Regions from separate parts of the Homo sapiens genome. Here region 1 is linked to region 2. The links are chromatin contacts, found by Hi-C in ENCODE. All regions are on one chromosome and are shown on one strand. Each heading gives the region's core, a stretch centred on a gene start or an enhancer-like site at or near the end of the contact. The rest is flanking DNA. Distances are from core to core; before and after follow the strand shown.

Region 1 (4,667 bases), core at 2,018-4,517, 2.7 Mb before region 2:
GTTTCTATTAGAAAATATTTGAAATTCCAGGCCGGGCGCGGTGGCTCACGCTTGTAATCCCAGCACTTTGGGAGGCCGAGGGGGGCGGATCACGAAGTCAGGAGATCGAGACCATACTGGCTAACACGGTGAAACCCCATCTCTACTAAAAATACAAAAACAAAATTAGCCGGGGGCGGTGGTGGGCGCCTGTAGTCCCAGCTACTCGGAAGGCTGAGGCAGGAGAATGGCATGAACCCGGGAGGGGGAGCTTGCAGTGAGCCAAGATCGCGCCACTGCACTCCAGCCTGGGTGACAGAGTGAGACTCCGTCACACACACACACAAAAAAAAAAAAAAATTGAAATTCCAGACAACTAAACATAAATTTTAGAACATAATTAGTTAAGGTCATTGAAAAAAAAAAATTAACTGATGCTGGGGCTGGGTGCGGTGGCTCATGCCCGTAATCCCACCATTTTGGGAGGCTGAGCCTGGCGGATCATTTGAGGTTGAGAGTTCAAGATCAGTCTGGCCAACATAGTAATACCCCGTCTCCACTTAAAAAATATACAAAAATTAACCAGGCATGGTGGGACATGCCTGTAATTCCAGCTACTCAGGAAGTTGAGGCAGGAGAATCCCTTGAACCTGGGAGATGGAGGTTGCAGTGAGCCATGATCGTGCCACTGCACTCCAGCCTGGGCAACAGAGCAAGACACCGTCTCAAAAAATAAAAAAATAAAAAGTACTGCATTCTCTACTAGTTTCACAAGTCACTTGACTTTCCAACGCTTTAAGGATACTTCTTTTATAAGCCCGAATGTACTGCACTAAACTTAGTAGGAGATCCCTGATTGTCCATTATAATTGATCAATTAACTGAAATTACACAAGTAAACAAAAATGCCAGATGTCTGCCTACATATAATATTTATAAATCTGAATTTTATTTCATATATGGATGGAAGTTAAGGCCTTAACCGGTCAGCCTCCTTCCAGTGTTTTACCCTCCATTTTACCCTAAAAAAGGATAATCAACTGTTAACGCATATTCATAATGTGAAGTTTCCAGGATCAAGAATCCAAGAGGTTTTTTATTAACCATAATAAATCCAAACTTCTATCTTCCATATGCCTCCTTCTATTATATCTAACCTTCTATTCTCTCCAAAAGCATATAATTATGCCTGTTTCCTTACTGTGCCACAAACAGACTAACACATACTACCACGGAGCTGTTTATTTTCCAAACGGGATATCTTTTTCCATTCTCTCATTCAACATCCAACGGTCCATCAAGGCCCAACTCAAAACCTATTATTCTCCACAAAGCCCATTATATAAACCCTACAAGACTTAAAACAGATTCCAAACTAGTGACTGATAGGCCATATGAGACTTGTGTTTGACCCACTTTTTTTTTTTTAATAAAATTCTATTCCACTGACAACATTTAAAAACTGGGAGAGGATGCTTTTTAAAAAATGGTATTTCCAACTTTTTTTGAAAAAATTAGATGTTCTGGCAAAACTGGGATCATATTCTCACATAGCCACAATCAGCTGTAGCTGAGTGGCAGGTGACCCCTTCTAAGGGTGAAGTATTCATTAACGTTAACTGCCTGATCTCTGCAGCATACCTTCAGCACCTGCAATCATTCAAGAAATAACTGACTGTCTTATGTGCCAAGAACTGTATTAGCTACTGGAGTTACAAAGATAAACGAGACAAACACAGTCCCTCACCGACAGTCTCGCTTAGTAGGGATGGCAAAGAAGCAATTAAGATACATGTGATAAATGCCGTGAGGGAAGTGCAGGACAGCTAAGAGTACATAGCAAAAATACCTAACTCTATGGAAGTTAGGGTATACCCCTCAAGTAAAGTGACAGCTAAACTCAGATCTTTAATAGAAGTTATCCAGAAAAAGATAGGAGGAAACAGGGAGCTCAAATGTCCCAGAGAGAGAAAAGAGCCTTTGTGAAGATACTGAGGGAAGAAAGTATTCTGAGGAATTGAAATCCGTTCAACATGGCTACAGCCATGCCCAACCTTTAAATGCAGGGTCAGAGAAAGGGCTCAACTGAAATGGCTGGCAGGAAAATCTACGTGTTATCAATAGTTAAGGTTAGGAGATGAAGGAGAATTTCACTAAAGAAGTTGAATATGTAAAATAGTTTAAGCAGGAAATAGAGGTTTCAGAAAGCACAGATGGGGTGTTGAGGGGTTAAATGGGGAAGAAACGAAGAAGCAGTGATAGCCTAAGTCGAAAGAAAGCACAAAGCAGCATGGAAATGAGACTATAGCACAGAAGACCACAGAAGCTTACATCTTGGGCGGTAACCAAGGATAACAGAGATGTAAAGCATGGTAAGTTTGGCTGGCCACAAGTATGCCTAGAGAATTAGTGCCAGCGGTCTCCTGTCGGCCACGGAGGCATTCAGGCCTCTCAAAATTCAGCTGCGCCCTGGATGGATTGTACTTCCGTCTCTATAGAAGACATCGGCTTCACTCTGGATTGATTGTGCAGGCTCCAGGAGAGGCTGTGGGTTCCAGGCTGCTGGAACGCAGGCTCCCAGGGAGTGGTTAGAGGCCTGGTCTGTATGTGCTGGTAGGCAGAAGTATAAATTACCTTGCATTACGTTCTGATTTTTCTGTAGGAATGGTGGGCATGTTATGGCCTCTTAGAGAAAAAGCAGTGCGTAGCCATTATAGATTTACAGGAAGAGAAAAGGTGCCAAGAAGATCAACACTTGTCCATACCCATACTAAAGATGAGTCATTCTGTGAATCCAACTCTCCCCAAGTTGACCTCGTCTCCCCAACTAGACTGAGATCTTCACCAGAAAACAAAACAAAACAAAACATAAAAGGTCTGTTTATTTTGTAGTTCCCAAAGTGCCTAATAGCTGGGTACCGTGAACACCTTCAGTAAAATTACCGACTTCCTGACTCCTCTCGGGTCACTGAAGTTACCTAGCTCAGTCGTCTTCTTGCATATTAAGGCGCTACAGAGAGGCGAACCCCTATCTTAGACTCAATACTTCCCTTTATTCCAAACTCCACTGCGTCTCTCCACCCTCAACCGCATGGGCAGAATTGTCACACAATTCAAAGGCAGGAGAATCCAGGACCCGACACAGAAAACTCCCGCCCACTCCCCCCCGTTTAGCAGCCCGCACACGCTCTGCATCCATCTCTGGGAAAGGTAAAAAGCGCTCACCGACTCTGGCCCTCCGGGAGACCCCGTAAATGCAGCCGTCCGCTCGCCGCCGTTATCCCAGGTAGGTACTTCCGGCGCGCGCAATGACGTTAGCGAAGCGCTCGCCTCTGGGCCCGCCTTCGGGGCCCGGATCTCAAACAGTCGGGAAGAAGCACCGTGGCTGCTATTATCTGCTCTCCGCGCCTGACCCCTCCCAGGACTCGTGATGCCAAGGCCGCTGCGAGCGGCTACGAAGAGTCGGGGTTGAGCCCCAGCTGAGCCGAGGGCTCGCACTCTTCTGGTCTCCCAGGCCCAACCCACCTGAAGGTAAACGCCTCCTCAGCTGCGGCCTTCTCTCCTGCGGGGCCCCCTCCCCAGACTCGGCTGCCAAAACGCTCTGCCCCTCTCTCCCGCCACCCTTTTTATTCCAGGACCTTAACCTCTGCCTGCCTTCGCGGCTCTCAGCAGAACGTGTAACGCATAGTTTCAAATGAGAAACTTAAAAAGCGACGTATCTATGTTGAGTTCCTGAAGTTTTCTAAATAATTCCCCCATAACACCAAACATGAGGCAGTTTTCTCATTCCTTCACGAATTGGCATGCCATAGAGTCAGTATTTTTCCATTTGTGATGGTTGATCTTCCCATCTCAAATACACACCGCACGCTCTTTTTAAATCAGAAATTTGAATTTGGTTGAGCCTGATATTTTCACGGTAATTTGCTGACTTTGTAAGATAAGATGTGAAAATTACTGATTACATTTGTAAACTTTATATACATATACACACATACCTACAGGTCTGTCTCTTCGAGGCACCAAGCCTATTTATATAATGTATCATTTCATAATTTGGCAATAAGCAAAATTAGCGTTTCGAAAGAAGTTTATATTGTCGATACATAAAGCTTAAATTTACTCCTTAACATCATACTAAAAGGGGAAAAGAAAATTTTCCTCTTAACACACCACTCCAGAGAAAAAAAATATTAAGACAAGCAAAAAAGGTACCCAGCCATAGTACAGGCATGCACAGCATAACAACTTTTTGATTAACAACAAACCACATATACCACAGTGGTCTCCTAAGAGTGTAATACATTGTACCATATTTTTAGTGTACGTTTTCTGTGTTTAGCTATGTAAATATTTACCATTGTGTTTCAACTGTCTACATTATTCACTACATTAACATGCTGTACAGGTTGTAGCCTAGGAGCAATAGGCTAGACCATCTAGGTTTGTCTCAGTACACCCTGTGATGTCTGCACTGTGAAATCACGTAACACTCAGAACATACCTCCTTCATTAAGCATAGCATGACTGTGTATTAGCAAAAATCAGTGGCTAAGGTTCTGTCTGAGTCCCCATGCTCTTTCTGACCTGGGTGAGCAAGGTGCAGGTAATGTACATATACAGTACATATTCAATAGAGCATTTTTTTTGCTCATGGTCTGAGTGGAAGTTAGGAGTAGCCTCAGGGT
Region 2 (4,714 bases), core at 692-3,191:
TGGCAGGCTAGATTTGGCCCACCAGTTGTAATTTGCCAACTTCTGTTCTAGCTTGATGCATATTTTCCTAAGCTTTTAATTGACTGGAAATGTGTATGTATGTTGGGGGCCAGCTGCTGGTGAACAAAACTGGCTGTAGCTACTGAGCATACTCAGTGTCACTTAGAAATCCCCAGAAGTTTCAGAATATATATCACTTTTGTAAGATTTCAGTAGATACCACAAGCAGAAGAGCAAGCAGAAAGGGAGATTTCCGAGAATTTTAATGAGATGGGGGGCGGGGACAGTGAAGAGCAAAAAAAATGGTTTTTCCATATCCAAAAATATACTCAGCCCTGACTTAAAAAATGCTCTTGGCTGGGCGTGGTGGCCCACGTCTATAATCCGAGCACTTTGGGAGGCTAAGGCAGGTGGATCACTTGAGGCCAGGAGGTTGAGACCAGCCTGGCAAACATGGCAAAACCCATCTCTACTAAAACTACAGAAATTAGCCAAGTATGGTAGGCGCACCCTCGTAATCCCAGCTACTCGGGCTGCTGAGGCACCAACCTGGGAGGCGGAGGCTGCAGTGAGCTGAGATCGTGCCACTGCACTCCAGCCTGGGTGACAGAGAGAGACTCTGTCTCATAAAAAAAAAAAAAAAAAAAAAAAAAAAAGCTTTTTACATTTTCAAAAATATGCAGAATTGTCCTTGACTGTTGAACAATTTAAATCCTCCATTATGGATGTGAAGAATTTTAAGACTCTTAGTTTTTATCAAATAACCAAATGGAAATAGGAAGTAGCCAGTAGATTATCTCTACAGCTAAACAAAACAAACAAAGCAGAAACCTGCAAAAGACAAAGCATTCTTGAAAAATGAAGTAAGGTCCTAGAGAAGCTATTTCCACCATCCAACACCAGCTGAATTCCCAAATGGTTAAACTTTCACTATAAGTGCTACCCCACTCCAAGTAAAAACTACCTAACACATGGGAGTAGTAAACATGAAACATTGCTCTCATTTATTTAATAGTCGTCACCTTGTAAATAAATATGAGTACATCAGATCTCCAGTTATGGGGCTGGAAGATTTTTAGCATAAGGACAAGTAGGATGCAGAGGAAAAAGGGAGAATGGCTAGAGGCATAGCAAATAATTATTTTCTGTAACACGGAAGACTTTTATCCTATTTATTTACAAGGGAAACCCTCGATTACAACTTGTCTATTAGGTTCTGAGACCTTTTGTGAAATCAGACCCCCAAAAAAGCCGGGGGGATCTGTGAAAAACAGATCCAAGTGTATTTGATATTTGGCATTCTCCGGTGTCCCTCCCACTTGTCACTTTCTTTTCTGATCCGTTTCAGATTCATTCCATATCCTTTTCATATTCATTTTATGTTGATCCTCTTGTCCCTCCTCCCTCATTTTCGTGGTTCCTTCTCCCTCCTCGTCTCATTAAAACTCTTGCAAATCTCCCTTTCTGCTTGCTCTTCTGTTTGCGGTAGCTGCTGAAATCTTACCGAAGTGATGTATATTCTGAAACTTCTGCGGGTTTCTAAGTGACATTGAGCATGCTCAGTAGCTAGGGCCGGTTTTGTTCGCTTGGAAATCTCCCTTTCTGCTTGCTCTTCTGTTTGCGGTATCTACTGAAATCTTACCGAAGTGATGTATATTCTGAAACTTCTGTGGGTTTCTAAGTGACACTGAGCATGCTCAGTAGCTAGAGCCGGTTTTGTTCGCCAGCAGATGGCCTGATTCGACCTCTCCAAAAATAGACATTTTAACTCTCTGAACTCCTGTTTAAGGAAGGATGTAATTCGCTTTGCTCTCTCCTCATTTTCAAGGTTCAAAGGGAAGCTGCGAGGATTCCAAGGTCCCACCGCCCTCACAGCCAATGAGGGGCCTGGGAGGGAGGAGCTTGGTGCAGCTTGAGCTTCTGAGAGAATCATTCCCGGTAGATGCAGCGGAGTCTGAGCTCTGCTGCATCTGTCACAGCAGAACAAAATTAAAAACACAACAGTGGAAGAGAAACGCTGCAGACTATGGGACGCTGTAGGACTTTCTAAAACATTTGCTGGGGATTTCTGTGAAGCATGATCTTTTAAAACGAATTCTTTTGGAAGCCGGTTTGGGTAACTGGGAAAATGACACATATGCTAAATGCAGCAGCTGATCGAGTGAAATGGACCAGATCGAGTGCTGCTAAGAGGGCTGCCTGCCTGGTGGCTGCGGCATATGCTCTGAAAACCCTCTATCCCATCATTGGCAAGCGTTTAAAGCAATCTGGCCACGGGAAGAAAAAAGCAGCAGCTTACCCTGCTGCAGAGAACACAGAAATACTGCATTGCACCGAGACCATTTGTGAAAAACCTTCGCCTGGAGTGAATGCAGATTTCTTCAAACAGCTACTAGAACTTCGGAAAATTTTGTTTCCAAAACTTGTGACCACTGAAACAGGGTGGCTCTGCCTGCACTCAGTGGCTCTAATCTCAAGAACCTTTCTTTCTATCTATGTGGCTGGTCTGGATGGAAAAATCGTGAAAAGCATTGTGGAAAAGAAGCCTCGGACTTTCATCATCAAATTAATCAAGTGGCTTATGATTGCCATCCCTGCTACCTTCGTCAACAGTGCAATAAGGTACCTGGAATGCAAATTGGCTTTGGCCTTCAGAACTCGCCTAGTAGACCACGCCTATGAAACCTATTTTACAAATCAGACTTATTATAAAGTGATCAATATGGATGGGAGGCTGGCAAACCCTGACCAATCTCTTACGGAGGATATTATGATGTTCTCCCAATCTGTGGCTCACTTGTATTCCAATCTGACCAAACCTATTTTAGATGTAATGCTGACCTCCTATACACTCATTCAAACTGCTACATCCAGAGGAGCAAGCCCAATTGGGCCCACCCTACTAGCAGGACTTGTGGTGTATGCCACTGCTAAAGTGTTAAAAGCCTGTTCTCCCAAATTTGGCAAACTGGTGGCAGAGGAAGCACATAGAAAAGGCTATTTGCGGTATGTGCACTCGAGAATTATAGCCAATGTAGAAGAAATTGCCTTTTACAGAGGACATAAGGTAAGATAGAAATTAAGGTGATGGGTGAAATGTGAAACTGTTCAAGTTGCCACTGCAGTGCCAGATACCATCTGTTGTCCTGTCGATGGACCCACTTCTTTAGTGTCTTAGATTCCTCTGACATCTAAACCTGAATTAAAATATATGCTTCATTACCCCTTTTAACTGTAACCAGTTAAAGGATTATAGGGTGCAAACTTTTCTAAAGTTTCAGAAGAATAAAATTTGCAACACTCTAAAAAAGTCTACTTAGCCTCAGTTACTCAAATATGCTCAGAATTATTTCTAACGCATTTTCTTAAAACTTAAATCCCAACTTGGTAGGTCATCCTAAAGCACCTACCAGAAGAAAATATATATTTAGAAACTAAGACTAAACATATTTCCACTGAAATGGAAAATTTAGAATGATATTCTTTGTTGTTCCTTTGTTGTCCAAGAGGGGGGAAGAGCCAGGGTTTCTTATAGAAGACATTTTTAACAATTTTGCATGTCTGATCAATATGGAGCATCCCCATTCCCAAGAAGCGTAGGAGAGTGTCTCACAAAATGGCATTTCTACTACTCTTAGTTCATGTTCAGCACTGTACTTTGACAAAATGAAAAGAGGAAGTGAAATGAAATTTTGTCTAGCTTTGAAAAAAAAAAAAAGCTGAAATTAGAGAAGAAATGAGGAGTACAAAAGGAGTTTCAGAATGTTTTTAATTATTAAAGATTTTCAACATTAAGCAGATCCCTAAAACAATTAGCCCAATTATACATACTAACAGTGCATGAAGGTAACTTCAGAATATGAAATGACAGAAATTTTGAAGGCAATGCAATCTTAATTTAAATGACTTGGTGAATAAAATAAAGTATTCTACTGTTGAAGATGGCATGTCAATCACCAAGCAGAATTATTTAATTTTTAAAGCATCTGTAATTATCAGTGTCTTTAATAGCAGTAGCAACCTGAAAAATAATATTTAAAGTAAATTTAGGAATCCTACTCCCACTTGAAAATTGACCTCATATATTGTATTATATCATATTGATTTGTGATTCTTCTTGAACTATTGAATTCAATGATATAAATTATAGTGTGCTTAGACTTCTTGCATAAAAGACAAAATCCAACAAATTGAGTCAGTTCAAAAGTGGAGTCTATACATATATATGTCATGTGTCCATTTTCAGATATTTTTGGTGTAATCAACAAGGACAAAGCTCTAATAATTGTTTATTCATGTCTCATATAATATCATTTAATTTTAACATCTCATACATAAAATTTAAATATCATAACTATAAATTACTTATATGTATTTTATACCTAACATTATGTCCACTGAGTAGCATAAACTTTTAAAAATAATACACATGTGACCAAAACTAAATAATAACTAATACTGGTATTAATCTGCATTTATTGGTTAAGATGCATAGATAATGCCATACTAAAAAAAAAAAAGAATAATATGTATATATCTTTAAAAAAAGTCCTCAACTCTTTTTCCTCTCTATAGGTAGAAATGAAACAACTTCAGAAAAGTTACAAAGCTTTAGCAGATCAGATGAACCTCATTTTATCCAAACGTTTGTGGTACATCATGATAGAACAGTTCCTGATGAAGTATGTTTGGAGCAGCAGTGGACTAATTATGG

The links. Hi-C counts contacts between places; a loop is a spot of excess contacts on that map. Pooled maps may share reads with other maps.
Region 1: a pooled map shows a loop between it and region 2 (3-fold over the local background). The contact joins the promoter of PPHLN1 here to the promoter of ABCD2 in region 2. A Hi-C loop is called at or near these places in 4 of 50 pooled maps.

Annotation. Positions count from the first base shown.
Region 1 is chr12:42,324,767-42,329,433 of GRCh38, reverse strand. PPHLN1 (periphilin 1) reads right to left here and starts at 3,267. Exons shown (of 10, transcript NM_201439.2): 1 at 3,205-3,267. It overlaps ZCRB1 (zinc finger CCHC-type and RNA binding motif containing 1), which reads left to right and starts at 3,340. Exons shown (of 8, transcript NM_033114.4): 1 at 3,340-3,510. RefSeq lists an enhancer at 3,595-3,644.
Region 2 is chr12:39,617,030-39,621,743 of GRCh38, reverse strand. ABCD2 (ATP binding cassette subfamily D member 2) reads left to right here and starts at 1,941. Exons shown (of 10, transcript NM_005164.4): 1 at 1,941-3,067; 2 at 4,576-4,714. The coding sequence starts at 2,129. RefSeq lists enhancers at 321-400, 1,630-2,149, 2,460-2,539.